3 separate regions of the Homo sapiens genome follow, and regions 2 and 3 are each linked to region 1. The links are chromatin loops, found by intact Hi-C in ENCODE. Cell type or tissue: IMR-90. All regions are shown on one strand. Each heading gives the region's core, and the rest is flanking DNA. Links, peaks and the distances in the headings are about the cores only.

Region 1 (9,507 bases), core at 1-8,000:
CACTTAGCACAGCTAGGATAAAGCTTCTTCCTTCTGTGTCAGGGAACATTCGCTTGTCTACAGCTCGAGTATTTGTAAACACTCAGTAGCACCCAAACCCTGAGCCCTAGCAGTTTCCTTTTGCTTGTTTTCTAGAAAGAGCAGCATATTGGAGGACGATAAGACATTGAATCAAACTCTTAGACAAGCTGGTGAAAGTTTTAACAGCTGGAGGCAACATGCTTCCATACTGACAGAAATTATCATTCTAAAAACCTGCACACAGCTCAGGCTCATCAAACAAACTAACTCCTAATAGTTGGAAATGAATTGAAATCTTGCCGTGAGATAAAAGATTGATTTTGGCTGGACATGGTGGCTTACACCTGTGATCCCTACACTTTGGGAGGTCAAAAGAGGAGGATCACTTGAGCCCAGGAGTTGTAGGCCAGCCTGGTCAATATAGCCAGACTCTATCTCTGCAAAAAAAAAACAAACAAACAAACAAAAAAGGTTTTACTAGACATGAAATTCAGGCCATATCCATTCTAGGCCCCAGGATATCACCATGACCAATAAAAACGATCTATGGCACTCAGCAGGTGCATGTCAACATGGGCAGGTTCTTTCCCCCCGTCAGCAGGACAAGAACATCTCCCCTATCCAAAAGGCACCCACTAAGGATCTGCAGTTCTCTGGAATTATGCTGAGCACCCAGATGTGTGCAAATAAGTCTGCAGGCAGTCGATATAGAGCACACTCAAAGGCACTTTACTTTTTTTCAAGAGACAATCTTAGGAGTTTACTTTAACGCACTTCCCAGCTCATAGCATACGAGGAGAGGACTACATTTTGACCCCAGTAAGATGTGACAAGTAATAGTTGGACCCCACAGCAGTTACTTTTGTAGAGAGGAAAATTATGCTCCTTGGCTTCAGGTGAAGACCCCCAGATCCAGGCCAGTGGATTTACAAGTGAAAGTCAGCAGCACTGGGCATTTTGAGCAATAGCTCCGAACAAGCCCTTTACCACGCGGGTAGGTAAACCCCAGAATATACAGATGCCCCTTACAACACGCGGGTAGGGAGGGTATGTGGCCGAGAGAGCATGAGCTTAGGAAATAGACTGGGCTTGAATTCCACCAAGTTTTTGGCTATGGACCCATGGGGATGTGGCATCGTCTTGCTGAGCCTTAATTTCCTCCTGCATGGAATAGGGAGAGCAACAGTACCTGCCTCATTCAGTTAATGTGAGGATCTAGAACAGCATTCACATAAATCACGCATGTGGCACAGAGCAGATTACGTTATGAGGCTTAGCAGGCTGTGAGCTCCTGTCAGCCTCTCTCCTCCTCAGCTCTGTGCCCACTGAGCTCGGCACAAGGGCTGGCCCATGACAGGTGTTTATTATGGGGAAATGAATGAGAGGGACAAGACATTTGCTATTTCCTCACTGTTTCCAACTGGGAATTCAAATGTATCTCACATTCCCATACCTTCACAATAAATATGTTCAGGAGAAAAAATGTATATGCCTTTTAACAGACAGCCAGACAGCACTGAGATACACAGAAATTAAGAATAGTGTCTAAGGGCCGGGCATGGTAGCTCAAGTCTATAATGCTAGCACTTTGGGAGGCTAAGGTGGGCTAATAGCTTGAGCCCACGAATTTGAAACCAGCCTGGGCAACATGGGAAAACCCTGCTCTAAAAAATATACAAAAAATTAATCAGGCGGGGTGGCACATGCATGTGGTCCCAGCTACTTGGGAGGCTAGGTGGGAGGATCATTTGAGCCTGGGAGGTCTATGCTGCAGTAAGCTGTGATCGTGCCACTGCGCTTGAGCCTGGGGAACAGAGTGAGACCTTGTTTCAGAAAAAAAAAAAAAAAAAAGAAAAAAAAAGCATAGTGTTGACCACCACCCAGCAAATGGCATACCTACAACCAGCTTCCTTAGCACACTGCAGGCCTATTGGGTTTGGATGACAAGGTCAATATTCTCAGCCAGAAACAGTAGGGCTAGGGGTTGCTCCAGAACTCTGGGGCGCTCAGTTCAGACTGTGGGCCTTGCTCCCCAGGTCCATTTCTGGGGAATGGAGCTCAGCTCATGTGCATTTGGGAAACTCCTCCAACACTATCAGATTACTGGAGTCTGAGAGGATGGTGACCAGCTATCCGCCACCAGGAGGATGCAAACCAGTTCCTGAGAACCTACTGAATCCTCACAGCAGCCTGTGAGGTAGGTCCAATCCCTTTTCACAGACTAGAAACCCAACCCTGGAGAGATCCGGAACCCATGTGCCTCACCCAGCTATCACACAACAGCTCACACTACCTGCTGTTGTCTCCCCCAGTGTGGCCACTCTGCCCCCGGAGCAAGGCTGTGGCCCAGATGCCCAGACGCCAGTGAGCTCTGTTCCCATGTCCTCAAGGCTCTTGCCTGTTAGAAGGGCTGCCCCTAAAACAGGAACCCCAAGTATGCCTTCTTGAGAAGGAAAAATGCTTCATCTTTTACCTCAATGCTGCTGATGAGCTCTAAATATCGGAGGTCTTGTACTCTGATGAAGGCCTGTGGCGAAGAAATAAAGAATAAAATAAGCTGTCTTCTTGGCTTCAAAAGTGGGTGATTGGCTAGGGGTGGGAAGTCAAGCTCTATCTAGACAGTGAGCCACAGAGGAGAGGAAGGGAGCAAGCACAGATTAATCATCGTGCGTGCAGGAGGTTATACCACCCAGCGAGGCATGGCTTTATCCATGGGATTGGACCATGTAAAGAACAGCAAAGACATCCCAGTTGCATCAGTCATTTTGAGATCAGGTAAAACAAAACCGTGATGCCACAGTCTGTGGCGGTGCCTCCTTGGGAGACTCTAGACCCAAAGAAGAACAAGCCGGTCTGACCCTCTGGGGGGTCACGCAGCATCACAGCAGGAGAGGATGAGATGCATGGACTGATGAGAGACTGCCTATACATCTTGGCAACATGGGTAGAATGCAGGGGACAGCTATGCCTACCCAGTGGTGCCACAGACACAGGGGACCCAGAGCCCCTGGTACCACAGAGGGAGCAGAGGAGGGGAAAGCTGAGAGGGTATAAAGACAGATTCTGGAAGAAGGTGGAGGGGTAGGGAATGAATCCCACCAAGTCTGTGGAAGGCAAACTCTTTATGTAAACCCTAAAATTGCAGCCCTTGCCTTGAACTCACAGTAAAGCCAGAGACTTTAACTCATGGACCTCTAGAAGTTTCTGAGGAACAAGCAGACTGGTGTTAGCTAAGCTAGTTTTGCTGCTTTCAGATTCTGCCCAGGGTTTGGAGGAGCACAAGCCACCAGGTCAGGCTGCTTTCAGGTGGCTTTGCTGTCACCATTTATTGCCCCATTCAAAATGGGCTGACCTGTGCCTAGAGGAGGCAGCAGCTCCAGAGCCCTTTGAACTGAACACGCAGAGCAATCCTGACCACTTGCAGCCTCTGCTCAGCAGCATGGCATCCTCCCTCCTGAAAAGACCTCGGGAGATGAGCAAGTCCCCGGCCTGCCTTGCAGGTGACCACAATGCAACTTTATCTTTTCATCCCACAGGACCAGGCTTCCTGTCAAGAGACTGAGGACCCAGGGAGAAACATGTCTCGGCCCCTGTCCCCCTCCACAATTCAGAGGTCCACATTCTAACAGGGAAAGCTGGTCAATTAAACAGATCATGACACCTCCCAGAGCTAAGAGCTCTCCAACTACGAACCACATGCCTGGAGAACACGGATGAATGGTCTGAGCATGAGCAGGGGTGGGAGGCAGCGTTAAGGGAGGCATCAGAGTCAGAACCTGGCAAACAAGTGTTTGTGAAGAGGAATTCGTAGAAAAGGGCAATGCGGGCATCACATGGGCCAAGGAACACAGGGCTAAGACTACCTGTGTCCCAAGCTGTAGGTCTTACACATCACCCTCTAGATCTGGGTTTCCTTAAAGCGCCTTGAGAGGGCAACCCTGCAAAGCCCAGCACAGTGGCCAAGAGGGAAAGGAGCATTCGAGGTCTGAGTCCTCGCTCTGAGCCTACTTCTCTGCTTCTGGGCTCCAACCATCTTCTTTGTGGAAAGGGGCCTGCTACTGACACCCTCTCAAGGGTCTTTCTAGCTGTAGCTCAGCTGTGCTAGTGTCTAGGATTTGCCCATTAATAAATCTGTTTCCGAGTTCCTTCAACCTGACACATTTTGCAGCGTCAGGGTGCCTGGTCAGAGTCACAAGGCCCCTGAATGAGCTCAGCAGAGGGAAGCCTGGGAATAGGGAGGAACCTGCAGCTCTGCTCAGGGTCTGGCGGGAGCTCAGCAGCTCTTCTCTGCCATCTAGTGGGGATGGCTGTCCATCTCTAGGAACCACTATATCCAAGCTGGTGAGCCTGAGTGCCTGGCACAGAGTAAAGAGGTGGGGTACTCGGGATTTAGATGAAATAGTAACATCCAGCCTATCTTCAATATCATGTGGCTTTTTCAAAACAGCATGTTGTACACAATAGATATATACCACATACACTTACTTTTCAACTATAGTAAATCTGGCTGGGTGTGGTGGTTTATACCTGTAATCCCAGCACTTTGGGAGGCTGAGGCAAGAAGACTGCTTGAGCCCAGGAGTTCAAGACCTGCCTGGGCAACACAGTGAGTCCCCGTCTCAATATTTAAACAAATATATAAAAATATATATATTTATAAAAATATCAGTAAACACTCATATTAAACCTTGTGGCTTTTTACAATCCTTTCTATTCTAGGGATTTGTCGTCTCCCTCCCTGCTGGCATTTCTGGGTGGGGCAGGAGAGGGAAGCTCCCTCCATAGAGATGCCTCCTCCCTCCTCTGAATTCTTTTTTTTTTTTTTTTTTAAGTCAGAGTCTTGCTCTATGGCCCAGGCTGGAGTGCAGTGGCACCATCTCGGCTCACTGCACGCTCCGCCTCCCAGGTTCACGCCATTCTCCTGCCTCAGCCTCCGGAGTAGCTGGGACTACAGGCGCCTGCCACCATGCCCGGCTAATTTTTTGTATTTTTAGTAGAGACGGGGTTTCACCGTGTTAGCCAGGATGGTCTCGATCTCCTGACCTTGTGATCCGCACACCTCGGCCTCCCAAAGTGCTAGGATTTACAGGCGTGAGCCACCGCGCCTGGCCCCTCCTCTGAATTCTTACAGCCTCCTCCATCTCCACTTTCCTACACTGAGGACATCTAAAAATATAATCTAGATCATTGTTACACAACGATCACTTCCCTTGTTTAGTAATGGCTAGCATCTGCACAACCATCCCTGATTTAAATTCCCCTTTACAACATCTCAGTTAAGCCTCATGACTGCAGCGGGCATTCTCACCACCCCCATTTCAGAACTGGGAGGACTGGGGCTCCAAGGAAAGTGGCTGGCCTGAGGTCCCAGAGCCCCTTATGTGACACAGCTCGTTCTCAGCCAGGCTTCTTAGTCCTGGTCTGGTCCAGTCTCCTCTCTTCATGCCTACAAGTCTTGATCTAACCCAAGGCGGGCATCACGTCCCTCTTTGCCACTCCTTCAATGTCAGCCCGGGAATATGGACAAAATGAGCAGCTCATTAATTGACTGTGGGGAGATAAAGAGGGAAGGGGTAGGGGAGTGGAGGTTGGAAGCCATTCCTTCCTCCATCTGAGGTTCTAGATGGAAACACAGCTCAGGAACATACCTGGGCTTTTCCTTATGTGCAGAGAGGGGTCAGATGTTTTCAGCCATCTCTCTAGCTTTCATAGACTAGGCCAGGAAAGGACACAACGAATCAAGTCCATGAATCCCGCCATGAAGGTACGTGGGAAGTGCCCACATTGCTGTCAGAATCAGAGACCTTGACCATCTCTCCCACCTTAGTTGGCAGATGCTAAGAAAAGCAGCATTGTGTGCAGCATCATGGCCAGTGACTACACCGATAATAAAAGCCGCCATTTACGGAGTGCCTGTGATGTGCCAGGCTACTAGTCAGGTGCTTCCCACAGAGAACAGCTAATAAGAGTGACAGCCAGAATCTGACATGCTGCTCCTGGGTCAGGCTTTACAGGCATCCTCCCATTTGATCCTCACAGCTTTGTGAGGATGGGGCCTGTCATCATCCTACGTCTATAGAGAAGCAATCTTAGAAAGGGTGTCACCTACCCAGGCCCACAGTGAGGAAGTGGCTAAGATACAAGCCCAGGTCAGCCTAACTCCAGAGACTGCTGCAGTCTATGGCCTCTCCGTGCCACCTGGGTCCCCATCTGCCTTCTTAAGGGACCCCACAAGGACCAAACTCCAGCTCCTGCTGGCTAGATGCTTACCTTCTTTGCTGTTTCAAAATCTAAACCTTCTAGCGCTTCCATGGCCAGTTCACGCCAATCAGTGTCTGTGACACCCAAGCAAGCAATCTGGTAGGCTTCCTTGAACAGTTTCCTATCCAGGTACTGGTACATGGGAGCGGACTGCAGGATTTCATCAAGGGAAAAAAAGAAGACTGTTTTCAGAGCCATGGAAAGAACCAGATGCATACAGAGCCTGCCTCCAGATGCGTGGGATGATTACCCATGCCTGGGGAGCAGCCCTGCAGCCGCCAATCAGCACCCTGCCCAGCCTGCCCAGCCCACCCTGTGTGCTCCATCCTGCACCTCTCTCATGACTGGGCTACTGTGCTCCACAGCACAAACTCTCTGCCCATCCTCCCCTCCTTCCCACCTACAGGCCTGCCTCGCCATAGGATGTCACCCTCACCTGGAATGCCTTTGCCCCTCCCCACTCTGCCTCTGGAAAATACCTATTTGGCTTTCAAGGCCCTGTTGAAATGTCACCTCTTCTGCAGAGTCCTCCCAAGCCCCTCAAGCCCCCACCCCAGGGGAAAGAGTCTCAGCTTCCTCTGCCCTTTGTCCAGATCGCAGGTTGTGCCGCAGTTACAGGCCTGTTCCCACAGCAAAGCCGTGCACAGCCGTGGGCAGTGGTGGGTTGTATCGGCCTCCCTCAGCAGAACCCCAGTCTACGTTTGCTGACACAATGAATGAGTTCGTGGGAGGAAGCGGTCTGGAATGGCCTCTTCTTCCAGGGACTGAGTCCAAGAAAGGTAAGTGATTTGCTCCAAGTTACCCTGGAAGCCTCTGGAAACAGCTCTCCTGATCCCTGCCCTGGGGACAGATGCCCTCCTACAAGATGGGGTTGCCTTGCTGTGAGTGCCCATGAATAGTTCCTAACGACTTCTCTTTCTTAGGTTTATAAAAGGCTTTTGGCTGTCCCCACAGTCCTGTGCAGTAGGTATTATTTCTCCCTGGCTACAGCCCAGGAGACCGAGACTCAGAGAGGACAAATGACCTGTCCCAGCAAATAGCTGGCAATAGCCAGAGGTGACTGGACTCCAGGTTCTGTGCCCCTTCCTGCCACATGTATGCACGCGTGTATATGTGCATATGTGCGTGCAGGCCTGAGAATGAGTCTTGAGTTGGGCCATGACATCTTTAACAAGGAAAGGCCTTGCCCTTGTTTTAGGCCAGCCAGTGTGCTTCAGTGGCCTGCATCTCTCCTGGCTTCCTGGGCAGGGAAGAGAAATCAGCCAGGACCTCTGTGCTAATGGTTCCCAAATGTGGAGCTTGAAGTATTGTTTTCTCCATTTGGGGCTTTTGTCTGTCTTTGAAATTTCCAGTCCCATTTTTTAGCTTTAGAATTGAAGGAATTTTTTTTATTTTGAGTCTGTCTACTCTCAGAGCAAAACATGGCTGCTTCCAAGTGCTTATCTTTTCCACCATGCCATCTCTCCTCATTGGCACATTAAATGCTCCCTTTAGCGGGGCAGCAGGCATAGGCTACGGAGCAGGTGACCTAGAACCCAGGCCAGGCTCAGCCACATCCTAGGCTGGTGACTTTTTGGGTAAATCCATTAACTTCTGTTTAGATGTCCTGCCCAGCTCAGGCTACCATGGGCAAAGGAGAGATGTGCTCCAAAAATAATGAAGCACTGGGCAAAATGCAGGCATGATCATTACCTTCACTGTATTTTCTCAGCACCAGCTCCTCACCATCTCCCAGGCTCTCCAGTCTTGTTCCTACCCCCACCTTTCCCTTTGTTTGAAAAGCTTCCCTGCTCCACTCTTCCTTTCCAGACCTCTCAGGGCTCAGATCAAGTTTCACCATCTCCTGGAAGCTTTCTCAAACTCCTGAAAGCTTTTCTTAAAGCACACAATGAGCTTTCCTTTCTAAAGTCCGTCAGTAAGTACAGCCTGTTGCAATTTAGTTGTGTTTTGTGGTTTTTGCTATTTTATGAGTCAGTAATAAGGAGAAATAATAATAGAAATTTGGCTTGACGAAACCTGAAAGATGGGTATAATTAACCCCATTTCACAGAAAAGAAATGAGGCCCCAAAGAGTGAAATGAGTTGCTCTAGTTACAGCTGCTTGAGATGGCAGAGTCAGGACTGAAAGCTGGTGCTCCTTCCCCGAACCACACCAACTGCTTGCCATGCTGACTGCCCCGTGAGTGGGACAGGCACTCAGGCAGGCATATCACAGCTGAGCATATGATGGATGGCTAACACTTGGACTTACTTGGGAGGCACAATTTGAGTGGAGTTTTAAAAATAGACCCCACTGAACAAATACTCTCTGAGCTATACTTTATCTTGCTGTTGGATTTCAAACATGAAGTCACCACCGCCTTGAGAAGCCCTCCTAGGGCTCGTTGTCCTACTTGGCAGCCCTGACAAACCAGTTCTTGCACAAGACAATGTAAATTTCGAAAGGCAACCAAAAATTCCAAGACTGGGTCTGATGCTTTCTCCCTCCTCTCTGGGCCAAAACCACAGGATGGCCGGAGGCAGAGGCGACAGATGAACAGCCTTTGTCTTGAGAATGTGTTTCCTAACCCTTGGCAGTCCTGACCCGCTGCGTCAGCAGGATGGCCTTGGTGCAGTCAGCAAGACTTTGCTGCTGAATCTTAAAGTCCTGGCAGAGGAAGCCCCAGGCTGCCCCTCTGGCTCCTCTTGGCCGGCCACAGTCAGAGAGCAGCAAACTGCATTTATTTTTGAGGTCAGGATGGCAATCTTGGGAGAAAACCTTTTAATAAAATAAGCAGAGCTAGTTTGGGGCAATTGAGGGAGATGAGTTCCTGGTGGATGTGGTGCGTGGGTTTGTAATGGGGCAGACAAGGATGACGAGGACACAGTCCAGGAGAAGCTGTTCGTGCCCCTCGTCCTGCTGCCACTTCCACCCACCTCATTCCCTTCTTCCTCTTGCTTTCTGGTCTTTTTCCTCAGATCTGAATTCCACTAACATTTCTTGAATAGCTGATCTGTGTCAGGCATGGATGATGGGCATTTCCCCAGTAAGTCTTGCAGTCATGAGTTTCGAGGGTATCATCAACTTAGAAGAAGTGGGCTCTAGCCTGAAGCTGAGTTGTATGGGGAAAACAGACTGACAGAGCCTAGCGGAAGGGAAACCTGGAAATTTCCCTAAAAGTCTTTCAAAGGTACACGTGCTTTGACCCAGCAATTTCATTTCTAGGAATTTATGCCAAGGCGCCA
Region 2 (11,014 bases), core at 1,866-9,865, 71 kb before region 1:
CTGTCCCAGGCCAGCCTCTCTCCTTCCTGTGCCTCTTCCCAGCCAGGCTTCCCTTGGTCTCTACACTCCCTCCTCCTGTCCACTGGACTCCTGCCCCATCCCTTCCATGCCTCTCATGCCTCCCCTTGCCCTTCCAGGGTCCACTACCCTCACTCTACCTCCTAGTGGTACCACCCTCTCTCCCCTGTCCACACCATTCCCCACACAGTGGCCAAAGCAAGCCCATGTTTGACTACATCATTTTTCACGAAACCCTCCAGTAGCTTTTCCCAGCCTCAGGCTAAAGCTCAGACTCCCAGCCTTTCTGCCTCAGTTTCCCCCATTGCACATGGAGCTGCTTTTGCTTCCCCTTAAGTCTTGTGCTGTCTTGTGTGGCCACACCCCTGGAATTCCACAGCCCCCAGGCTTGGCCCACTGCCTCTTAGTCCTTTATGGGGAGCTAATTCCGTGCCAGTTTCCCCCAGCAGCCCAAGCCAGTGCCCCTTTCTGTGTGAGTGACCTTTCCATGCCAGCAGGGGGTGTCCAGCCCCGCTGAGATGCTGGGGGTCTGCCTCTGCAGTGTTCCTCCCTTTATGAAGAGCGTTACGTGCTGCCCTCCCAGACCCTCAACTCCCAGGGCAGCTCCCAGGCACAGGAAACCCACCCACTGCTGGGAGAGTGGAAGGTGAGTACCCCACGACCCACACACAGTGGGCTGCTTCAGGGCAACCCTGCTCCCCCCTGGGTCCCCTTTCCAGTTCATCTAATGCATTGATCCCTGTCATGCGGAGTTGGGAGGCATCTGCCATTGTAAGGTACTGAGCCCTCCATCCCAGGAGGCATTCAGGCAGCCATTCAGGGTATTATAAGTGCTGCCCCCGCAGGCCAGGTAGAGCAGACAGAGGATTGGGCCCCCCTGTACACCCCACTCAACCTGCTTAGAAAATGGAAGGTGAGAGTCCTCCACACTGGGATGCCAGGTTACCTCCAGGCACCCTTACCCTTCTCTGAGCCCCACTTTTCAATTCAACCAAGCTATTGTTCCCTGTCACAAAGGTTAGGAGGCATCCACCGTGGAAGGTAATGAGCTCCCCATCCCAGGAGGCATACAAGCAGCCGTCGTAAGCACTGGCTGTTAGGCTAGGCAGGGACACTGGGCCCCTCTGGACACCCCATCACCAGTTGCTTCCACAGATTCCTGAGAGCTGCCGGCCCAACATGGAAGAGGGAATTAGCTTGTTCTCCTCACTACTCAACAACAAGCACTTCCTCATCGTCTTTGTCCACGCGCTGGAGCAGCAGAAGGACTTTGCGGTGCGCGACAGGTCAGGCTGTGACAGACTGGGGTGGGGTAGGGAAGAGGAGCCTGTCCAAGGCCACACAGCATCAGGTCCTGGGTCCTGGGGCTCTGGGGCTCTTGACACCCCCATATTCCAGCCCTTCCTGGGCCGGGATGCCCAAGACCTTGGCTCACGGGGCACGATGGTTGCTGTGGACGTAGAAGAAGGTGGCTGTTTCTCCAGGAGGATTCTAGCCCCACTCACCCCTCGCAGGACCCACCCACACAGGCACTCCTGGGATCGATGGGCCCGGGGATGAGGCGGCACTGAGACCCTGGGACCCACAGCTCCTAGGGCCTCAAGGTGCAGTTGACACCTGCCTCCCGCTCACAGGTGCAGCCTGGCCTCGCTGCTGACCATCGCGCTGCACGGCAAGCTGGAGTACTACACCAGCATCATGAAGGAGCTGCTGGTGGACCTCATTGACGCCTCGGCCGCCAAGAACCCCAAGCTCATGCTGCGGCGCACAGAGTCTGTGGTGGAGAAGATGCTCACCAACTGGATGTCCATCTGCATGTACAGCTGTCTGCGGGTGAGGCTGCCTGGGGACAGACAGAGCCCAGGCGGGGGACGTGGCAGGGACTCAGCGGCAGTGACCCCACGGCCTCCCAGGCCTTCCCTGGCACCCTCAGGCCAGCTCTGCCAGGAGGGAGTGTTGCATGAGACAGGCCAGGCCCGTAGGACCTGTTATGCAGAGAGGGGAGCCATGGCCCCGGGGAAGCCTGGCTGGCTTGCTGCAAGGGCTCAACGGATGCTTGGGGCATAACAGAGGTTGTGTCAGGGGCCTTGTCCCATCTGTGGTTTTCTCAGTCATCCACCCTTCCCTGCTCTGGATTCAGGAGATGAAATCAGCCCCTGGCTGGCCCTTGAGGCTCTCCCAGCCCTAGGCTAGGCGAGACGTGGAAACAAAATACAGGGTGGCCAGTGCCTCGCAGCAGAGCTCAGCTCACGAGGCCTCCCTCTGTCTGAAGGCTTCAAGGTGGCTTCCTGGAGCAGGCAACCCTGTGCTGAGACCTAAGAGAGTGAGCCAGGCGAGGAGTGGTGGGGAGGGTGCTCCAGGCATCGGGTACAGCACAAGGGCAGAGGCCGGGAGGAGGGGATGTTCGTGGAAGGAATAGAAGGAAGGCCAAAGAATCTTCTGGATGAGAGCGGAGGCTGGGAAGAGGGTGGGCCCGGTAACCAGGGCCTCCTGCACTCTGCCAGAAGGACCCCCATAAGCTCTCTTCGCAGAGCAAGGGTTGCTTAGCCTCTTGTCCTGTCCCACTGTCCAGCTGCCCTATGGTGGCAGAGGCTAGAGGGCTGCCTGGAGGATTGTGGGAGAAAGGCAAAGGCCTGCCTGGAGCCCAGAACCGGGGCCTCGGATGTTCTGTTTTTTGTTATTAATTTTTGAAGAGATGGGGGTCTTGCTTTGTTGCACAGGCTGGTCCCAAACTCCTGAGCTCAAGCAATCCTCCCGCTTTGGCCTCCCAAAGTGCTGGGATTACAGGGGTGAGCCACTGCACCCAGCCAAGATGTCCTGGGCTTGAGTCCAATCTTTGGCACAGCCCAGCTGTGTGACTCTGGGCTACTCATTGCCCTCTGTGGGCCTTGGTTTCCTTCTGTCAAATGGGGCCTCTGCCCCTGAGCCTGGGGCTTGAGGGCCAAGTAGCCTGGGGGAGCCCCACGGCTCCTCCTGGGGGAAGGGGGTAGTGGGGTGGAGCAGAGGCAGGGCCTGGGAGGGGCCATTGGGGTGCCTCCGCCTTCTGCGGGCTGCCTCACTGTGGGCCATCAGGAACCACAAGGGCCACTGTGGACCCTGGACCTCACTCCCCTGGCTTCTTTCTGTGGCCTCAGCCAGGCCTTCCCCTATGAGCCTGTTTCCTCCTCTAGGAAGCAGGGAATCAGTGCCTCCCACGCCCCAGACCTGGAGAATTGGACCAGGACTTGGGCTGGCAGGCTGCCTTCGTAATCTTTGCCAAATCTGCCTAATACTATTATGTACTTAATTTTTCTTTAAATCAATTTTTGTGGATAGTTAAGTAAAACTATCCCAGTGGAACACCTGGGTCCCTTGCTGGGCAATGGCCTTGAGAATCAGCTCATGGCTGTGGGTCCAGCAGAGCCACTGCCTGGAGGGCCACCCTTGGAGATGGGCAAGAGCAGGGACATTGAGCCCCATTCCTCCTGAGACTCCATAGTCATCAGCCTGCAAGTGGGGTCGAGGCCACATCGGTGTTTCGGGTCCACCTAAACTCACACTTGGGGGCCCCCCACTTAGTAGAAAGTCACAGGCTTGGGAGTCAGCCGAGCCAGGTCCGATTCCTGCCCTGCCGCTTCCCAGCTGGGTGATCTTGGGCAGGTCACTTGCCCTCTCTGAGCCTCGGCACTGTTGGCTGCACAGTAAGAATGATACTCCGTATCCGGAAGGGTTGCCGGGATGATGCAATGAATGCACCCACCCACAGCTGGTGGTGTTTAATGAACACGAGCTTAGGGTCCGTGGAGACACCCTGGAGAGGAGAGTGTTGACACCAGGATCCAAAAGGAGACTGTTGGAGGGGTTGGGGGACGGGGGCGTGAAGGTGTTTGGCCCAAAGCATGGGGGCTGGAATACAGAGGGGGCCTTGGCCCTGATACCCCCGTGCCCCTCAGGAGACGGTGGGGGAGCCATTCTTCCTGCTGCTGTGTGCCATCAAGCAGCAAATCAACAAGGGCTCCATCGACGCCATCACAGGCAAGGCCCGCTACACACTCAGTGAGGAGTGGCTGCTGCGGGAGAACATCGAGGCCAAGCCCCGGGTAAGTCGGCAGGGCGGGGAGGGTCCCAGGGCTGCTGTGTCGCCGCCAACGGCATTGACCCAGCCTTCCTCTGCAGGGCCTTGCTGCCTGGGCACTGACATAGTGATGGCAGCAACTCACTGACCTTTCTCTCCCACTCTCCCCCTGCAGAACCTGAACGTGTCCTTCCAGGGCTGTGGCATGGACTCGCTGAGCGTGCGGGCCATGGACACCGACACGCTGACACAGGTCAAGGAGAAGATCCTGGAGGCCTTCTGCAAGAATGTGCCCTACTCCCAGTGGCCGCGTGCAGAGGACGTCGACCTTGGTGGGTGGGAATGGGGGCAGAGACCCCGTGTCAGGCGCTTCAGCCGGGGCTGGCCCCTGCCTTGACGGGAAACACTCCTTTCACCTGGCATGGGTGCATGAATGTGGGGACACTGAGAGGATCCAATGAGGCCCCCTCAGCAAGAAGCTCTTACTCTGTAGGAGACAAGTCCTGCAGTGTGAGTGAACTACGGACAACAGCAAAAAGCCTTCAGGAAAGGCTTCCTAATTCCTAAAGGAGGGATGCTGGAGTAGGGTTGGTTTGTTTGTTTGTTTTTGAGACGGGATCTCATTCTGTCACCCAGGCTGGAGTGCAGTGGCGCAATCTCAGCTCACTGCAGCCTCGACCTCCTGGGCTCAAGTGATCCCCTCATTTCAGCCTCCTGAGTAGCTGGGACTACAGGAGTGCACCACCACATCCAGCTAATTTTACTTTTTGTAAAGATAGTGTCATGCTGTGCTGCCCAGGCTGGTCTTGAACTCCTGGGCTCAAGCGATCCTCCTGCCTCATCCTCCCAAAGTGCTGGGATTACAGGTGTGAGCCACCGCGCGGGGCCTGGAGTGGGTTTTATAGGAGTCTTGGTTAGGCCAAGGGTTTCATCAGCAATTGTAACATGAACAGCCTTGCAGACAAGGCCATTTCCAGAGCTCCTCCTCTGTGCCCTCCACCCTGGCACCTTCTCTTTGTACCCTCACACTCTCCCCCAGCTCTTTCCTGCCCTCCCCATTTTACAGATGGGAAAATGGAGGCTCAGAGAGAGGTATGGCTTGCCTCAGTTTACATGGAGAGAGCGAGAGGCCTCTCCCTATGTGGCTGGGCCGGTACCTACCCCTCAGGCCCAGCTCCCTGCCCGGACCCTGATGGCCTGTCCCTTGTCCCCCAGAGTGGTTCGCCTCCAGCACACAGAGCTACATCCTTCGGGACCTGGACGACACCTCAGTGGTGGAAGACGGCCGCAAGAAGCTTAACACGCTGGCCCATTACAAGGTGCAGCCCTGCCCCCCGCCCCCATTTCCCCACCCTCATGCCCCCACCCCAACCTCCGGCCTCTGACCTCGGCCTCTCCCCTCCCATCAGATCCCTGAAGGTGCCTCCCTGGCCATGAGTCTCATAGACAAGAAGGACAACACACTGGGCCGAGGTAGTGCGGGTGCACGTGGGAAGGGAGCCCAGGCTGCGTGTGGACAGGGGCTTCCATCCCATGCCCCAGTGGGGAAGCTGAGGCTCCGAGAGGCAGGGCTGGCCTGGGCTGAGGCCTCCTTGGTGGGGGCTGGGCGGGGCCAGCCTCCTCTGACCCAGTACTGCTGGGGCAGGGCCCACACCAGGCCTCCTCAAGCTGATTTCCTGCGGCAGCTGGAGAGAGGCCCCGGGAGGGCGGGATGCAGTTCCAGGAGGTCTGGGCAGCAGCCAGGCCAGAAGGGGGGCCAGCATGCCCGTCTCAGCCTTGGGCCATGTCCCTGCCTCAAGTGCCCCCTCCACACCCTCAGACGCCCCAGGCACAGCCTCCTGGCTGCCAGGCCTGCGAGCCCGGGATCCTCTGGGTCTCGGGGTCCCCTTCTAAGGTTGAGAGCAGAGTCTCAGTCTCTCCCAGCAGCCTGGGAATCTGGGCTGGCAGGAGCTCTGGGCTCAGGGGTGGGGTGGGCAAAGGCACCCACCCCCGCCTGCCTGGGGCCCCTCCTCCCCCGTGGCTGCATCTTCCTGTTTCTCTCCACCGCTGTCCCTCCTTCCAAGTCCCTCCATCCCGGGTCACTGTGTGTGTGTCTTTCTCTCTCTGCCTCACTCTGTCTCGCTCGCTGTGTGTCTCTGGATCTCACTTATCTCTCTCTCCGTCTCTCCCAGACTCAGTCTCCCCATGCGTCTCTGCATCTCTGTCTCATTCTCTCTGACTGTCTCTTTGGATCTCTGTCTCCGTTTCTGTTTCTCTCTCCATCTTTCTGTCTCTGCTTCTGTTTCTCTCCCCATCTTTCTGTCTTGTTTCTGTTTCTCACTCCATCTTTCTGTCTTCATTTCTGTTTCTCTCCTCTCCTCTCCCGTGTTTATTTATTGTGTTTTTCCTCTCACAGTGAAAGACTTGGACACAGAGAAGTATTTCCATTTGGTGAGTGCCCAACCTCGGCCCCGGGGGATCCAGCCCCTCAGTGGGTGTGGCCTTGGCTTTCTGTGGCCCTGGGCCTCTTGGGAAAAGTGCTCCCAGCCCTGCGAAAGGCTGGGGGGTGGGGGAGTAGGGATGGGGCCCAGAATCAGGAGGGAACCACAGCCCTTGTGTGCTAAGAAGCATGGCAGAGCCAGACCTCCCACAGGCGGCCGAGGATGGGGCCTGGTGCGGACACTGACCACTGCCCGGCCTCCCAGGTGCTGCCTACGGACGAGCTGGCGGAGCCCAAGAAGTCTCACCGGCAGAGCCATCGCAAGAAGGTGCTCCCGGAAATCTACCTGACCCGCCTGCTCTCCACCAAGGTGAGTCCGGCCTCAGTCTCCCCTCTGTGCAGTGGGTACAAGGCTCCAGCCCCAGCTCCAGAGGGTCATTGCTCAGGGCCAGCTGTGCACCCGCGGCTGGGAGAGGGGTGTGAGTTCTTCCTGTTTCCCCTGTGGGGCTGGAGGGGCAAGAGGCTGAAGGCTTAGGGTCCCACTTGAGGAGGCATTTCTCACAGCCAGGAAAAATGCCTGACAGAGACTTCTATGTTAGCCCACGTAACAGGGTACAGCAGAGGCCCAGAGGGATCAGTGATGTCCCCAAGGCCACGTGGCTCAGTGGCAGCGCCGGCACCCCACAGCCCATACTCTGGCACTTCCAGTTCTCGACTCCATGTGCCAGTGCCTCGATTAGTCCTTTCAACGCCTCTGGGAGGCAAGTGAGCCAGAGAGGCTCGGTGACCAGCCTGATGCCATGTGGCTTCCTCATTCAGCAGCCTGGCATTTCAAGCTCCGCAGAGCCACCAAGGGTGCCCACTAGCCCTCTGCACGTGGCCCGGGGCTGACGGCGGCCACCCCACTCCCCCGCAGGGCACGTTGCAGAAGTTTCTGGATGACCTGTTCAAGGCCATTCTGAGTATCCGTGAAGACAAGCCCCCACTGGCTGTCAAGTACTTTTTCGACTTCCTGGAGGAGCAGGCTGAGAAGAGGGGAATCTCCGACCCCGACACCCTACACATCTGGAAGACCAACAGGTGGCGGGTGGGGGGGCCGTGTGGACTTCACTGTGCCACTGGGGCCCCTGTGGCAGGGGGTTCAGAGTCTAGTCTTCTGGCCTCGCCTGCTTGGGGTCAAGCCCTCCTCTGCCATTTCCCAGCTGTGTGTTCTCGGATGAGTGACTTAGCCTCTCTGTGCTTCAGTTTCCCCTCCACTGTAAAATGCGACCCATGTTAATGGTGGGAATTAACTAGAAGAGTGCCCAGAAGCATGGTCTAGGTGTTGCCCTTACTATCATTCTCCCGCACCCCTCTCAGGTGGGCACCATCAGCTCCACTTCACAGATAAGCACACTGAGGCTCGGAGAAGCAGCACCTGCTCAAGACCACACAGCCTGGGACAGTAGAGCCAGGCTCGGCCCTACATTATCTGAATCTCTTACCCAGTTGGTAGCCCTCCTTTGAGGCACCTCTTAGCTTGTCGGGGTCATGCACCCCCACAAGAAGTTGCTGGAAACCCAGCCTGACCCTCAGGAAGAATACCACCAGCCCAGGCGCCTCTGTGCAGGGCAGCAGCTTCCTAGAGCTCTGGGGGTACACATGCCCAGGCTGCTGAGTCACTGGGTGGCCTGAGGTGGGGGTGGGGGTGTTGCTCACCCTCTCTGGCCTCTTGAGGACAAGGCCAGAGCTCCAGGCCCTGCCCCCCACAGCCCTGCCACAGCTGCTCTGCTAATGTCGGACTTCCTGCTGCCTGCAAGGGTTCAGGGAGGAGCCAGGGGTGCCCGGGGGCCGGCACCTGGTTCTAATGAGAACCAGGACCTGACTGGAGGCTCAGGAGGGGGTTGGGGGGTACAGCTAAGCCCTGTAGCTCCTGCCTTGCTCCAGCAGGAAACCGGGCTCTCAGCCCCACTGCACCCCAGCTGGCCAGGGATAGGCAAACTAAGGTTCCCAAAGGTCACATCTTGTGACAAGGCTCCAACCTCAGGCCCTTGAGGGACAAAGCCAGCTCTCTCCTCCACAACTGTCCCTCGACTGCTTCCTACCCCACCCTACCCTCACTGTCTTTGTCACCCTACCCCACAGCCTTCCTCTCCGGTTCTGGGTGAACATCCTGAAGAACCCCCAGTTTGTCTTTGACATCGACAAGACAGACCACATCGACGCCTGCCTTTCAGTCATCGCGCAGGCCTTCATCGACGCCTGCTCCATCTCTGACCTGCAGCTGGGCAAGGTCAGCTGTTCCCAGGACCAGGCCAGGCCCATGCACAGGGCCAGAGTGGGGTGCCGACCATGGGTAGCCTCCTCGACTCTCTGAGGCTGAGCTCAGAGATCTTCCTGGGAGGGGAACCAAAAGATCTCAGGTCTAGGGGATGTGGGATGAGTGACTCATTCAGACAGGGAGACACCTAGAAGCCAGTACCTTCCATCAGAAACTCTGTATCGCTGCAGACCAACTGCACATGCTGCAGCTGTGCCTGGCACTGGCTTTGAACACAGGCCTGAGAACCCGGTGTGGGAAAGCCAGTATGAGCTTGGACAACCTGCTTGGTCAGGCACAACATCATCTGAAAACCGGGCCAGGCTCTGGGCAGTAGCCCCTGAAAGTCAAAAGCCATTCAAGCGAGCATTCAGTGAAGGGGTGGGCAGAGGGGTGATGGGTGGCTAGGAGCTCTGAGATTCATGCGGTGTGTTGGGGGCACACAAGGCTGTGTCTGGCTTTAGAGGTTGAAGATGAAAGAGGATGGCCTTCCAGGCAGAGAGAACGGCGCAGGCAAAGACAGGGAGGCAGGAAAGCAGCCGGTTGCTGTGAGCAGGGATGAGATTGTATCATTAAAGCTGGCACTGCAGGATTGGTCCAGGTCGTGTGTGACCCTGCATTTAGCCCACGCATTTCAGAGACGGACCACGGGAAGGAGAAAATGCCATCGCTCCACTACTACTCACGTACTGCCTCCGAAGGCAGGGTGCCCGTGACTGACAAAGAACTGGGAGTGTTCTTGGCACTTCTTTCAGGCGTTAGGAGCATGTGGTGGGAAATATTCCACTGAGCCAGCACTCAGGCTTCCAGGAATCCTAGCCACCAAGACCTATCACCCTGAGAAGGACACATCCTTGTTACGTGGAATGGGCTGCGTGCAGTGAAGAGCTGGCATGCCCGTGCACTTTTCCCCTGAAAGAAGTAGGGCCCCTCCCCACCCACATCATTGTCCTAACAGTCCTGGGGAAAGTAGGCGGGGCAGACAGAGCACAGTGAGGAGCCCCTGGTCTGGGGCCGGCTGAGTGCGGGGACGTTCAGTGACCGGGTGAGACTCTTTGGGCCTCGGGGGCCTGCTAAGGTCACTTATGTGGCAGGAGGGATGAGGGCTCATCCAGAAAACGACCAGATCCGTCCTTTCTCCAGCAGCCATCTAACACCCTCGCTCTTCTCTGCCCAGGATTCGCCAACCAACAAGCTCCTCTACGCCAAGGAGATTCCTGAGTACCGGAAGATCGTGCAGCGCTACTACAAGCAGATCCAGGACATGACGCCGCTCAGCGAGCAAGAGATGAATGCCCATCTGGCCGAGGAGTCGAGGGTGCGGTGGCTCGGCGGCGGGGGATGGGGGCCTGAAGAGCTGAGGGATCGGGGGTCGGGGGCTGGGCCTCAATGCCTCCACTGGAGTAAGGGCAGGGAGCGCAGAGGGCATTTCAGAAGTGGCTGTGGCCTCTTGCTGGCCTGCAAATTCGTCATGCATTTTCCCAGAGTTTGAGGAGCGGGGGCAGGAGAGCACCCTCTGGATGGAGAGGAGATTGGACTTCAGGGTCCGGGAAGCCGTCTTCGTCCATGGGACTTGAGGGGCCTCATCGCTGAACTGTTCTGTGGGGGCCGTGGGGAGTTGGGGATTGTGTGCAAGCAGCTGGCTTTGCTGGGACTAGGCTCAGCTTTGACCGCTGGGCTAACCTCCTCCCCATCCTGCCTCCTTATAGAAATACCAGAATGAGTTCAACACCAATGTGGCCATGGCAGAGATTTATAAGTACGCCAAGAGGTATCGGCCGCAGGTGAGTGCCCCAGGGTGAGGCACCTGCCCTCGGGGTAGGTGAGCTTCCTACTCAAGGACACACATCTCAGGGTGCTTGCCCCTAATGGACGGATGTCACTCGTGGTAGACGTTCAGGGGTGTGTTCTCTCCCACGAACTGAGGCAGGGCTACCGGCCATGGCCCGGCTGACTCCGCTGCTCCCCTCAGATCATGGCCGCGCTGGAGGCCAACCCCACGGCCCGGAGGACACAACTGCAGCACAAGTTTGAGCAGGTGGTGGCTTTGATGGAGGACAACATCTACGAGTGCTACAGTGAGGCCTGAGACACATGGAGAGTTGGTCAGGCTGCTGCTGGGAGAAATGGACGCCCACTGGGCCTCAACTTGATCTTCTACCCCGTGCCTGTGACTCAGACTGGGAAATACTGAGCAGAGACGGCTGGGGCGGGGGCAGGAGGA
Region 3 (11,014 bases), core at 1,605-9,604, 160 kb before region 1:
ATCCTTTAAACCTTTTCTAGGCTGGGCATGGTGGCTCACGCCTGTAATCCCAGCACTTTGGGAGACCAAGGCAGGCGATCACCGGCACTCTGTCTTATACCTCTACTGATCTTCTTTGTTTTACTTCTCCATATGGGAAATCATCTTGCCTCCCCCACTCCTTAGAGTACAAACTCCTGAGGGCAGGCACTCTGTCTTGCTTACCACAATATTCCCAGTACTTTGAACATGCCTGGTACATAGCAGGCTCTCAGTAAATATTTGTTGACAGAAGTGTCCCAGACACTTGTGTTTGGCCATGGGGATGATGGACCCCTCTGGCTCTGGCATTCTAGGGCTCTGAATCGCAAACATCCGGGTGAGTGAGCTGGCCAGTTCTGGAATAAGCTACTGGTGACTGCCAGAAGGTTGGTTTCCATTGGTGTGTTATCTTTTCATGAGGCTTGCTTAATTGTACCCTAGTTTTTGCCTCTCCCATATGTTGTTCAGAGGAGCCTAATGACTGTCTTAATATTATGGTTATGCTCAAAGCTAATCAGGGCTGCTGGCATCGCTGCAAATACTGTGTATTGAAAAGATTATGGAACAGCCATGTTGCCACGTGATTTGGCCTTGAGACAAGCTATCTTTTCCAGAGACTAAGAGCTATACCCACTGGCACACCCTGTTAACCCAGGCCACTCAATTTCTTTGTGCTTCTATTCCTTTGTAGAATGTGTTTTGGGAGTTGGATGTAAATAATGCCAGGAAAGATATTCACAGAATTCATAAAATTCTAAACTTTTTTTTTCTCCTTAGATGTGAACGATTGGAAGAACAGCTAAATGACCTAACAGAGCTCCACCAGAATGAAATCTTGAACTTGAAGCAGGAACTGGCAAGCATGGAAGAAAAAATCGCGTATCAGTCCTATGAACGGGCCCGGGACATCCAGGTTAGTATGAAGGAAAAGGTGTAAATGCAAAATACAGTAGGGTTAGAAAGAAAAAAGGAAAACAGCGGAAGGAAAAAAGATGAGAAGGTAGAGAACAAAGAAAAGCTTATACCAACTGTGTAAGAGTATACCTACTCTTAAAATGATTGAGATGCATTTCTCAAAAGTTTATACCATTTTGGGTTGGTATGTCTGCTTGGTACTTGGGAAATGTTTCTTAGGATCACAGTAATCTCAGTGTATGGAAAACCACATGAATCCTATTTGTCCATTACTGCTTCAAAAGCAGCTCTGACAAGTATTTGGGCCATTTTGTCCTTGTCTTCTCCTTCTGTGGGAAAGGGGGCTTTTATTCCAGCTGCCAAATCCAAATCTCATATAGGCACATTGCCTGACAGTTTGCAAGAATAACCCGTGAGGCAGTAATGTTTAATTAAGGCTAATAGCCCATCTATTTTATTCTGTGAGGAAGTAGAATATTTAATTTTTTCTTATTTCTATATGGAGGTATTTAGGGAATAGTTCTTAGTGGTTTCATATGAAAGCATTTTGAAAGACACTAGTCTCAGAGAAGGGAAGTGGGCCAGAAAACTTGTATTACAACAGCCTAAAAGAATCAAGGGAATGTCTAGATCATTTACCCAGATGCCATCTTCTTCAGGCCCTGCTTATGTTTTAATTATTTTTTCCTAAGATCCTTCTGGACTGGACAGCATCCATTGTCTGTCTATAGTTGGCGTCAGTCTGAAGTTGCCCAAGCCTTACCTCAAATCCCAGGAAACCAGGACCAGAAAAACTCAAGGCTCAGACCAACTTTGGAGGATATCTGACCATAGCTAGGGAAATAGGTTCTATCCCTTGAATACTTTGGAATTAATTTAAACTCATGAGTGAAGGCTATGACCTTGAGGAGAACAGACACTTTTTTTGGGGGGGTTGGGGGGAGGTGTGGGAATTAGGCGTATGTTAAATGGAAGCTTTTTTCTAATTGCATATGTTATAAGACAAGTTGTTATTAGTTACTGGTAATTCTAAACATTAGACTCATTAATGTATTAGCACTTTATGTCACTAATGCATTACTAATGTTTCATTAATGTATTAGTATTTTACACTATTTTCAAGTTTTTTTAGTAATTGAGCGATACAGAATATACAATCAGGTCTTGGTAATATAGACTTTTAAATTAAATAATATAAAGTTAAAAAATAGCAAGAACAGGCCGGGCATGGTGGCGCACGCCTGTAATCCCAGGGGATTTGGGATTTTGGGAGGCCGAGGCGGGCGGATCACAAGGTCAGGAGATCAAGACCATCCTAACACGGTGAAACCCCATCTCTACTAAAAATACAAAAATTAGCCGGGCATGTTGGCGGGCACCTGTAGTCCCAGCTACTCAGGAGGCTGAGGCAGAAGAATGGCCTGAACCTGGGAGGTGGAGCTGGCAGTGAGCTGAGATCGCGCCGCTGCACTCTAGCCTGGGTGACAGAGCGAGACTCCGTCTCAAAAAAATAGCAAGAATAGACACTTTTAATGTTTGGTCTAGTGTGTGGGCATAGTGTCCTCTTTACAGAGGATCAAACTAAAGGAGAGTGTGCCCTTCTTAAGAAGGCAGATCAGAGATCCCTTTCCACTGATGTCAGGGATTGACTTGACTTAGAAAACACCAGGTAGTGTGTATAAGGAAGCATGTTCAAAGAATGTTCACTGCATCATTGTTATAGTGGAAAAGTTGAAAACAACCTAAAAATCCCCAAGGGGGAACTAGCTGCATATATTATAACATAGCCTAGCCATACTATAAAATGCCAGGCAGCAGTTAAAAAAAAATGAGGTAGATTCTGTGTATTGACATGGAGAGATCACCAAGACCCACTGTTGAATGAAAAAAAAAGCAAGTTGTGAATCGATTCCTATAGTGTGATACTATTCCATGTTTGGAAAAGCCAAACCCTGTAAAATATTTTAAAGAGGTTTATTCTGAGCCAATACAAGTAACCATGGCCTGGGGAACACAGTCTGAAGAGGTCCTGAGAAAATATGCCTGAAGCAGTTGGGTTACAGTTTGGCTTTATACATTTCAGGGAGACAGGAATTGTAGGTAAAATCCTAAATCAACACATGGAAAGTATACATTGGTTTGGCCCAAAAAGGTGGGCCATCTCTAAGTAGGGGCTAACAAGTCATAGTGGGCTTTAGGAATTTTTTAGCTGGCAGTCGGTTGAAAGAGTTAAGCTTTGTGTAAAGACTTGAAGCCAGTACAAAAATGCCTAAGTTAACGGAGTCTGTTGTCTGTCATGTGATGCTATACCTGAGTCAGGTTGGAAAGAAAGCCACATTAACACCAGTTAATTTTTTTAAAAACTGATGAGATTTTATGGTTTATAGGGTGAGATTTAACCTTGTCTGGCATGGCCTTAGGTCTTGTTTATAATTTGATGTCTTACTGCCACAAAGAGTCCATTCTGTCAGTCTTATGATCTCTATTTTCACATTAATGCTGGTCATTTGTGCCACAACTCAAAAAGGGAGGGGATATAATAAGGCATGTCCAGCCTCTTTCCCATCATTGCCAAGAACTCACTTTTTCAGGTTTCTTTGGGGTCCACTTTGGCCAAGAGGGAGTCCGTTCATTTGGCTGGGGGTCTTAGGATTTTATTTTTAGTTTACAGATAGGAAATAAAAATAATAATTCCGTATATTTTCCTTGACACATATATGCATACACTTACACACATAAAAGGGTGAACACAAACAGTACTGCCTCAGGGACAGGGATTGGAATTGAAGGAAATGTCAAGAGAGACTATCCTATTTGAAATTTTTTATGTTGAACAAATATATTCTGTGCAACTTAGATTAATTTTCAATGAAAAAAGAGCATATATTTGTGGTCTTGTCATTAAAATGTTCTAGACTAAATAAATGTTAAGTGTGGCCACTGCTTCCTGTGACTCATCCCACTGGAATGCAGTGGAGGGCAATTTGGGGGAATAATAATCACTTGAATAGTGAGTTATACATCTAGCCTTTTACATTCATTCAAGGCTCCAGCATATTTATAAAATCATTGGCATTGCTCAAGATGCATCTGGCTTGCCCAGGGGGCATGTCAGCATCTCAGAATACTTGTGAGCAGAAGGCTTAACTCTTCCCTGTTCTGGCCCACAGGAGGCCCTGGAGGCATGCCAGACGCGCATCTCCAAGATGGAGCTGCAGCAGCAGCAGCAGCAGGTGGTGCAGCTAGAAGGGCTGGAGAATGCCACTGCCCGGAACCTTCTGGGCAAACTCATCAACATCCTCCTGGCTGTCATGGCAGTCCTTTTGGTCTTTGTCTCCACTGTAGCCAACTGTGTGGTCCCCCTCATGAAGACTCGCAACAGGACGTTCAGCACTTTATTCCTTGTGGTTTTTATTGCCTTTCTCTGGAAGCACTGGGACGCCCTCTTCAGCTATGTGGAACGGTTCTTTTCATCCCCTAGATGATGCTGGCACAGAAGGCATTGTTCCCTACCCTCTGGCGAGTGCATGCAGCAGAGAGTTAGACAGCAACTTACCTACTCTGAAGTTTTCTACAACAAAAAAAGAGTTGAGTGAATCTGTTTACATTTAGAATAATGTTTTTTTCTTCAAGAGACGCAATTGCAATAGTATTTTTTAGATTTTATCCAAGAAGTTTTTTGGGCGAAAATCTTGGATCATTTTTATGTAGCATGATTTTCCTTGGGATGCAAATCTTAAAACAGTCCTTTAATATGAACCAACAATCTGGAGCACACCGAAGGGCAATCTAAATTGTGGCTTGAAGGACTGCACTAAAACCCACTAAAAAGATGCGAAAACCTGATGAGGGCAAACCAGTTAAACCTAACACCCTGCCTTGTCTGGGCTCATCACCTCTCCCTATCCCAGACTAACTTTACTGTGAAATCCTACCACATTCCATGTCTGAATTTTTGGATTCGGGGTGGATTTTCGTTGTCCGTGGAAGAACACATGGATCTCTCTGGCTTTCTCACCCAAGTTGGCCACTTACGCTAATCCTGGAAGTATGATCACTTTTGAACCTGCCCCTTAACCTTGACGAGGATACAAAAGTGAAAGCATCATCCCCCAAAGGATCACTGCACAGTCCTACTACAGTATTTTTAAGTAGCCCTCTAAATACTTAATTTTAAGCAAAATCCCTTGGCCGCACTTTTAAGGTTTTTTTATATGTGTATAGTTACCAACCTAAAAATAAAAAATCCGAACAGCATACTTGAAGAATGTAATACTCAAACTCTCAGTGCTTCCTTATGGTTTCTAATAGGATTTTTTATTATTGTTATTATTATTATTGGGTTTTTTTGGACAGGGTTGGGAGGGTCTTTTATTTTTCCTTTGAAATAAAGAAGTGATGTTTTTAAATGAAGAAATGTGTGGATATTTAAGTGTGCTGCTCCCTCTTGTCTTGAAACAGTTTGAGTAAGAAAGTCTTGCTGTAAATGCTGCCCTCTGCCGCCTTTGTTTTGAGATGCAGTTTAAACTCCCTCTGGCTGCTGCTGCTGCTTTTTGGTGTCCCGACATACCTACGCCCCCGTTTTATGGGTTTGGCTTAGTTGAAGAGGAAAGGGTTGTGCAAGGAGAGCAGGAGGCTGTTTCCAAAAACCAGTGTAGTAGGATAGGGATTTTTTTTTTTTTTTTTTGCCCCAAGAAAACGTTCACCCAGTGATCTTGGGCTGGGGTTGTCTTTAGGAAAAGTTGAGACTATAAGAGTCATAAATAAGTCCTTGTGTTTCCTTAATTTATTTTGTTAACACCCCTAATTACAACCAAAGTGATGATGTGGAGTCTTCTGTCTTCATTTTGGCCCCAGCATTCTTAATTTCAAAGCTTTATTCTGTCTGCCTAAGAGAATCAACCAAAGGTGATTCTCCTAAAGAGCAGTGAAGGAAATGTCAGGTTAGCAGGACCCAAGTTTTGGGTGTGAAATGTTGCCAGCTTCCTATAATGTAAACGGACTTGTTAACCTAACCTAATTATGCTCAGTGGACTTCTATAGATGGTTTTGAAAAATGAACTGAGCTGCCTTCCCCCGTCGCATAACCAGTTCCATCATCCTGGTGGAACTTGAACATTTAGAGTTTATCTAGAGAGCTTGGTTAATCTTTCCATATTATTTGTAGTATTGGTCACAAATGCTGTTCCCTCTTAGCCTCATTCTGTGCAACCAAGTGCATATAAGATGCCCTGAAAAGAGTAACAAAGTATGCTTTGCCTGTTTCCACTTACCAGGAAATTCCTTCAGAACTAGATTAGCATTGCCCTGCCTGTCTGAAAGGACAGTTTACCTAATGGTGCCAGCCTCCTTTTGCTTTGGCAAGCTGGATTTCTCAGAGCCAGCATGTTGTTTCCATAACTACTTTGATATTTTAACTCAGGTACTCCAGTCTTCACCCCAACCTCAGCTGATTGTAGTACACCTGCTAGCTCTGTTGCCCCCTCAAAACTGCACCCAGAGCAGGGCCACAAGGGTGCTTTTTTTCTTTAAAAAAAAAAAAATTAGAACCAATTCATGTTCATGCCAAAAACAAATTGTCCCCAAGCCTATATGTATTAAAATGTTAACTTTGCCTAAAAATATTGCAGTGACTTTTTAGGCAGGAGTGCCAAAGGACACTATGAACTTTTTGAACTGACAGTTTCTCCTAACTTTCTGCTTTAGCGTAATTGCTCAGAGTAGAGAGCCCCCACAAAGTTATTTAAAAGATGCCCTAGCAGCAATCCACCAGTTTTTCTAAGCTAGAACCTTTGAGTCCCCCAAACTGCCTGAAGACTTAAGTTTTGTGGGCACTGGAAGTCACTTTGATAGATGGATTGAAACTGTTCCTATTTGCCCTGGGACGGTTTCTATCTATCAAAGGAAGGTTTTCACCTGTAGAAAGCCCCCTGCCTCCAGCCAAATAGTCCCATGCTGACTTTCTATCTTCCTTTCTCAAACTGTCTTAGGAAGGACCTTCAGTGCAGATCAGGTGCAGTAATGGCTTTCTTGTCCCTTAATTATTCACCAGACCCAGAAGTTGTACGCATTTAATGCTGTTTGTAACCATGCATCTGTTTTCATTCTTTGCTGTACCTTTTGCTGCCCATCCTGTTACTTTTGAGTTTCTTTCATTGTGGTTGTTCTTGGGTTCTTTTGTCTTGTCAGAGCTCTTCTATAACCTCGCTCTAATGGCTTAACAGTTGTTCTGGGTGGAAACGTCCCCTCATTTGAATGCTCCTCTAAAAAAAAAAGAAAAGAAAACTGTATTCATTCCCTTTAAAATGAAACATTCCTGGTTTATTTGTCCATGCCTCTAGCCTGGGTGAGTGAAGCTGGCTGTGTTGGCCTGGGTGATTGTTCAGGTTGTAGAATGCGCATTTTACATTGTTTATGATAATTGAAGGGTACTTCTGTCTGCTCCAATTTCCATTCCTTGGTATACTCAGTATGTCCTAGTAAGGAAGGCTTTCCACTCTACTGGCTCCTTAAGAAGCAAAAGTAGGTTAAATTTTATACTTCACTGACTAGGGTCTTCTCTCTCCCCTGTTCTGAATGGAGTAAAAGTCTGATGCCAAGACAAATATTGGGAGCGAGCCTTCCTCACTAGCCATGTCCAAATAATGAGCGTATTTTCATGTGGTCTTCACTGCATTTGGTTTTGTTTCTGATTTCATGTTCCTTTGAGGTACAGTCAGATGAAAATGCTGAGTTCTGAGAGAGTTCCAATGAGGAGCTGCCTTTCAGCTTTGGAAAATATGCAACTAAAACAAAACCAAACATTATTGTAATCTGACACAGGCAAAATTATGGTTCCCACACCCCAACCCCAAATGAAACCTGGGATTTTGAATGTGGCTCTAAGAGTTAACATTGCTGTCTGTATGTCGTGTATGCTAGGTGATATCCTCAGTAGGGATTGACTACTAGACTGTGTGTTTTATCAAAGTGTGTAAGAATAAAAACTCACTTGCACGAATTGAAACGTAAAGAAATGACACTTGTGAACGTGTGAACGTTAACACTGTAGTTGATAGATCTTAAGCTGCTAATTGTTGAGAGAGATTTAAATTTATGTTCTGTCTGGTCGCTGCAGATTCTCAGCAGCACTTTTACTGTATATAGAAATTGAAATAAAGACCTCAGCTATTAACCTGGTGGTCAGACTCATGTTTGTTTTGCTTTTTATTTTTGAAACATTTAACATATGTAGTTCTACATGCATGTAATGCATTATTATCCAGCCTAGTGCCACCTGTAGTTTTGTTATAAAAGTAGTAATTTCTATTAGGACTTTTTCCTGATGATCTCTGGGAGGCCTCTGGAAATCCTGAAGTCCTAAACTTGCCTTTGACCTGGTACCAAGCAGAGACATGATGATTCGGTCCTTCACAGCTCCAGTCTGAATGTCGAGAGCTTTAGTCCCACTTCTGGCTTGCTAGCTGTGTGCCTCTTACCCCATGTATAAACTAGTGATACCACACCACCCAACTTGATCCTACAGGTGGATGTTGTGAGAGCAAGGGATACATCTTGTGAAATCTTTGAAAATTCCCCTTAAAATATGGGCCAGGCTGCCATGTACAGATATGCAGGTTGTATATTGCCCAACCCTGCGGGGGCTTCATAAGTCTGATAAACTGTGAACAACATCCAGGAGTTGTGTAGTGCATACGGGACACATAGAGCTGCCATGATAATGGGCGATACATAATTTCAAAACCTGCTTTATTTTTATCCTTTAAAAACCTTGGAGACTTACTGAATGCCAGTAAAAACTGGGTGTGGTGGCTCTCACACCTGTAATCCCAAAACTTTGGGAGGACAAGGTTGGAGGATTACTTGAGGCCAGGAGTTTGATACCAACCTGGGCAACATAGTGAGACCCCTATCTCTACAAAAAATAAATTTAGCTAGGTGTGGTGGCAGGCACCTGTAGTCCCAGCTACTCAGGAGGCTGAGGTGATAGCATCACTCGAGCCCAGGAGTTTGAGATTACAGTGAGCTATGATTACACCACTGCACTCTAGGCTAGGTGGCAGAGCGAGACCCTGTCTCAAAAAAAGAAAACTTCAGAGAGTGGAAGGCAGATGACATAAATTTGAGAAGCTGTGGTGTAGAAAACAGATTGGGGAGGCAGAGGAAGGTATGGTCAACTAGAAATGCATGCTTCACCTGAAGGGTTCAAATATACTTAAATCCTATGGTCCAAACTAAACATTTAGCTGACTTGTAGCCCCAAGTCTATAGTGAAGAATAGCTAACGTTTATTGAGTATTTACTGAGTGCCAGACATCATTCAGTTTTATCAGTCAATTCTCCCCCACAGTCTTATGCAGGAGATATCCTCATTGTTTAGGTAAGAACTCTGAAGCTTGGGTTAAATGGCTTGCCCAAAATTAATGTTAGGAAATGGTAAATTAATGCAATGGAAAATAGGTCTATGCGACATATATAACAAAAAATGAGCGTCCACAATATTTAAGACTACAAATCAATAATCATCTTTCCTATTGGTAACAGCTCAATAGAAAAGACAGGCAATAGTTATAAACAGAGAGCTTATAGAAAAATGACCAATAAGCGGCTGGGCGCGGTGGCTCACGCCTGTAATCCCAGCACTTTGGGAGGCTGAGGCGGGTGGATCACGAGGTCAGGAGATCGAGACCATCCTGGCTAACATGGTGAAACCCCGTCTCTACTAAAAAGACAAAAAAATTAGCCGGGCATGGTGGTAGGCGCCTGTAGTCCCAGCTACTCGGGAGGCTGAGGCAGGAGAATGGCGTGAACCCAGGAAGCGGAGCTTGCAGTGAGCCGAGATGGTGTCGCTGCACTCCAGCAGCCAGGGCGACAGAGCGAGACTCTGTCTCAAAAAAAAAAAAAGAAAAGAAAAATGACCAATAAGCATACCAGAAAATTGTTCAGCCTCCTGTATAATCAGTGCATTAAGATTTAAAAAGCCAACTGTGGAACAATATATTGTCTCCCATTTATGTTGAGAATATGTATATTTGTGTAAATATATGCATGTGGATGTGTAAAAACTTTGCATTAAACTTTCCCGTTATTTTGGGAAGGGAGAGGGAGGAACAGTGGTTAAGCAGCACTTTCATGCTTGGCTTCTATAAAGTATGAATCTCTTTGAAGAAAATGTATTTGTGTATTTTTTAAATTAAATATATCAAAAACTTAAAAATAGGTCCAGTGAGAAGTGAAAAAAGAATTGATAGTGTTCCTAATGACAGATCATACTAGACCATCTTTTGCCTCCAGATTGCCTTAGAGGGGGCTCTAGACCAAGTTTGGGCCACCCCTTGAGCTTTCTTCCAGCCCTGGATTTCTAGGCTTGGGGGTCACATAGATGTCCCGCTGCCAGAAGCCCTGCGGGCTGAGAAGGAGGAGCACGTGCAGAGGTGACAGCAGCAGCTGGTACCTCCTATTTAGCCAGCAGCACTTAAGAGCCACTCTATACAAGACTGGGCTGTGGAAAAAGGAACTTAGTAGAATGAAATACATGTGGTAAAGAGGCAGAAGACGTGTGGGAGCAAAGAGGAGGAAGCAATTCTAACAGAGCAATAGGGAAAGGCTCAACGGAGGAGGCCATGGTATCTGGACTGAAAGATGGTGGCTTTATGATGAGCAGAAATAGGTGAGGGGGCATTTCTATTGGAGGTATTAGCAAAACCACAGAGGTGAAAACGGCCTAGGTGAGCAGTTCAAGCAATGGATAAGGAGCCTTAAGTGACTGGTAGGGTGCCTGAAAGAATGTGTGAGAATCATATGTGGGGGCCAAGTTGCAAGAAATCTTGAATACCACGCTAAAGGTTTACCTTGTGACTACAAGAGAAGCCATTACAGGTGTTGAAAGGTGACCCAGCCTTCTGTTTAATTACAGCCCTTTGAGAAGAAACCAGAAACCTGTTTTTCAGGTCATCCCAATCAGTTGGGTGTTTGAGGAATGGTGTCCAAGGTATTTGGTCTTTTGCCTATTGATCCTGTAAGTAGAGGCTCTTCACAGTTTTTTGATAAGTGGAAAAAGGGTGTAGGCAACTCAGAG

The links. Peaks named below come from ENCODE experiments on the same cell type or tissue, not always from the same donor. Only the 100,000 strongest peaks of a DNase experiment are listed, where the experiment ranks them.
Region 2: a loop joins it to region 1, with 6 times the contacts of the local background. A loop is called at or near these places in 35 of 110 quality-filtered maps.
Region 3: a loop joins it to region 1, with 8 times the contacts of the local background. A loop is called at or near these places in 10 of 110 quality-filtered maps.

What each region holds. Positions count from the first base shown.
Region 1 is chr3:129,485,182-129,494,688 of GRCh38, reverse strand. It overlaps IFT122 (intraflagellar transport 122), which reads right to left. Exons shown (of 30, transcript NM_052989.3): 16 at 6,292-6,432; 17 at 2,495-2,548. Among named protein-coding and RNA genes, the nearest start is that of RHO, 39 kb to the left of the region's middle. RefSeq lists silencers at 4,327-4,396, 4,803-5,011 and an enhancer at 4,109-4,403. In IMR-90, for the core only: a CTCF peak has its summit at 4,309 (motif pointing left); DNase peaks (open chromatin) are centred at 2,698 and 4,238; H3K27ac peaks cover 2,300 bases.
Region 2 is chr3:129,556,177-129,567,190 of GRCh38, reverse strand. PLXND1 (plexin D1) reads left to right here. Exons shown (of 36, transcript NM_015103.3): 23 at 560-664; 24 at 1,174-1,304; 25 at 1,653-1,851; 26 at 3,951-4,097; 27 at 4,248-4,404; 28 at 5,288-5,391; 29 at 5,482-5,545; 30 at 6,468-6,502; 31 at 6,757-6,861; 32 at 7,408-7,571; 33 at 8,616-8,763; 34 at 9,968-10,108; 35 at 10,500-10,574; 36 at 10,763-11,014. The coding sequence ends at 10,879. Among named protein-coding and RNA genes, the nearest start is that of H1-8, 19 kb to the right of the region's middle. RefSeq lists enhancers at 8,131-8,425, 7,991-8,880. In IMR-90, for the core only: no CTCF peak of the experiment used is centred there; DNase peaks (open chromatin) are centred at 5,770 and 8,220; H3K4me3 peaks cover 642 bases; H3K27ac peaks cover 4,313 bases.
Region 3 is chr3:129,644,888-129,655,901 of GRCh38, reverse strand. It overlaps TMCC1 (transmembrane and coiled-coil domain family 1), which reads left to right. Exons shown (of 7, transcript NM_001017395.5): 6 at 799-934; 7 at 4,107-8,110. The coding sequence ends at 4,421. Among named protein-coding and RNA genes, the nearest start is that of PLXND1, 44 kb to the right of the region's middle. RefSeq lists a silencer at 4,002-4,296. In IMR-90, for the core only: a CTCF peak has its summit at 5,434 (motif pointing left); DNase peaks (open chromatin) are centred at 3,911 and 5,441; H3K27ac peaks cover 216 bases.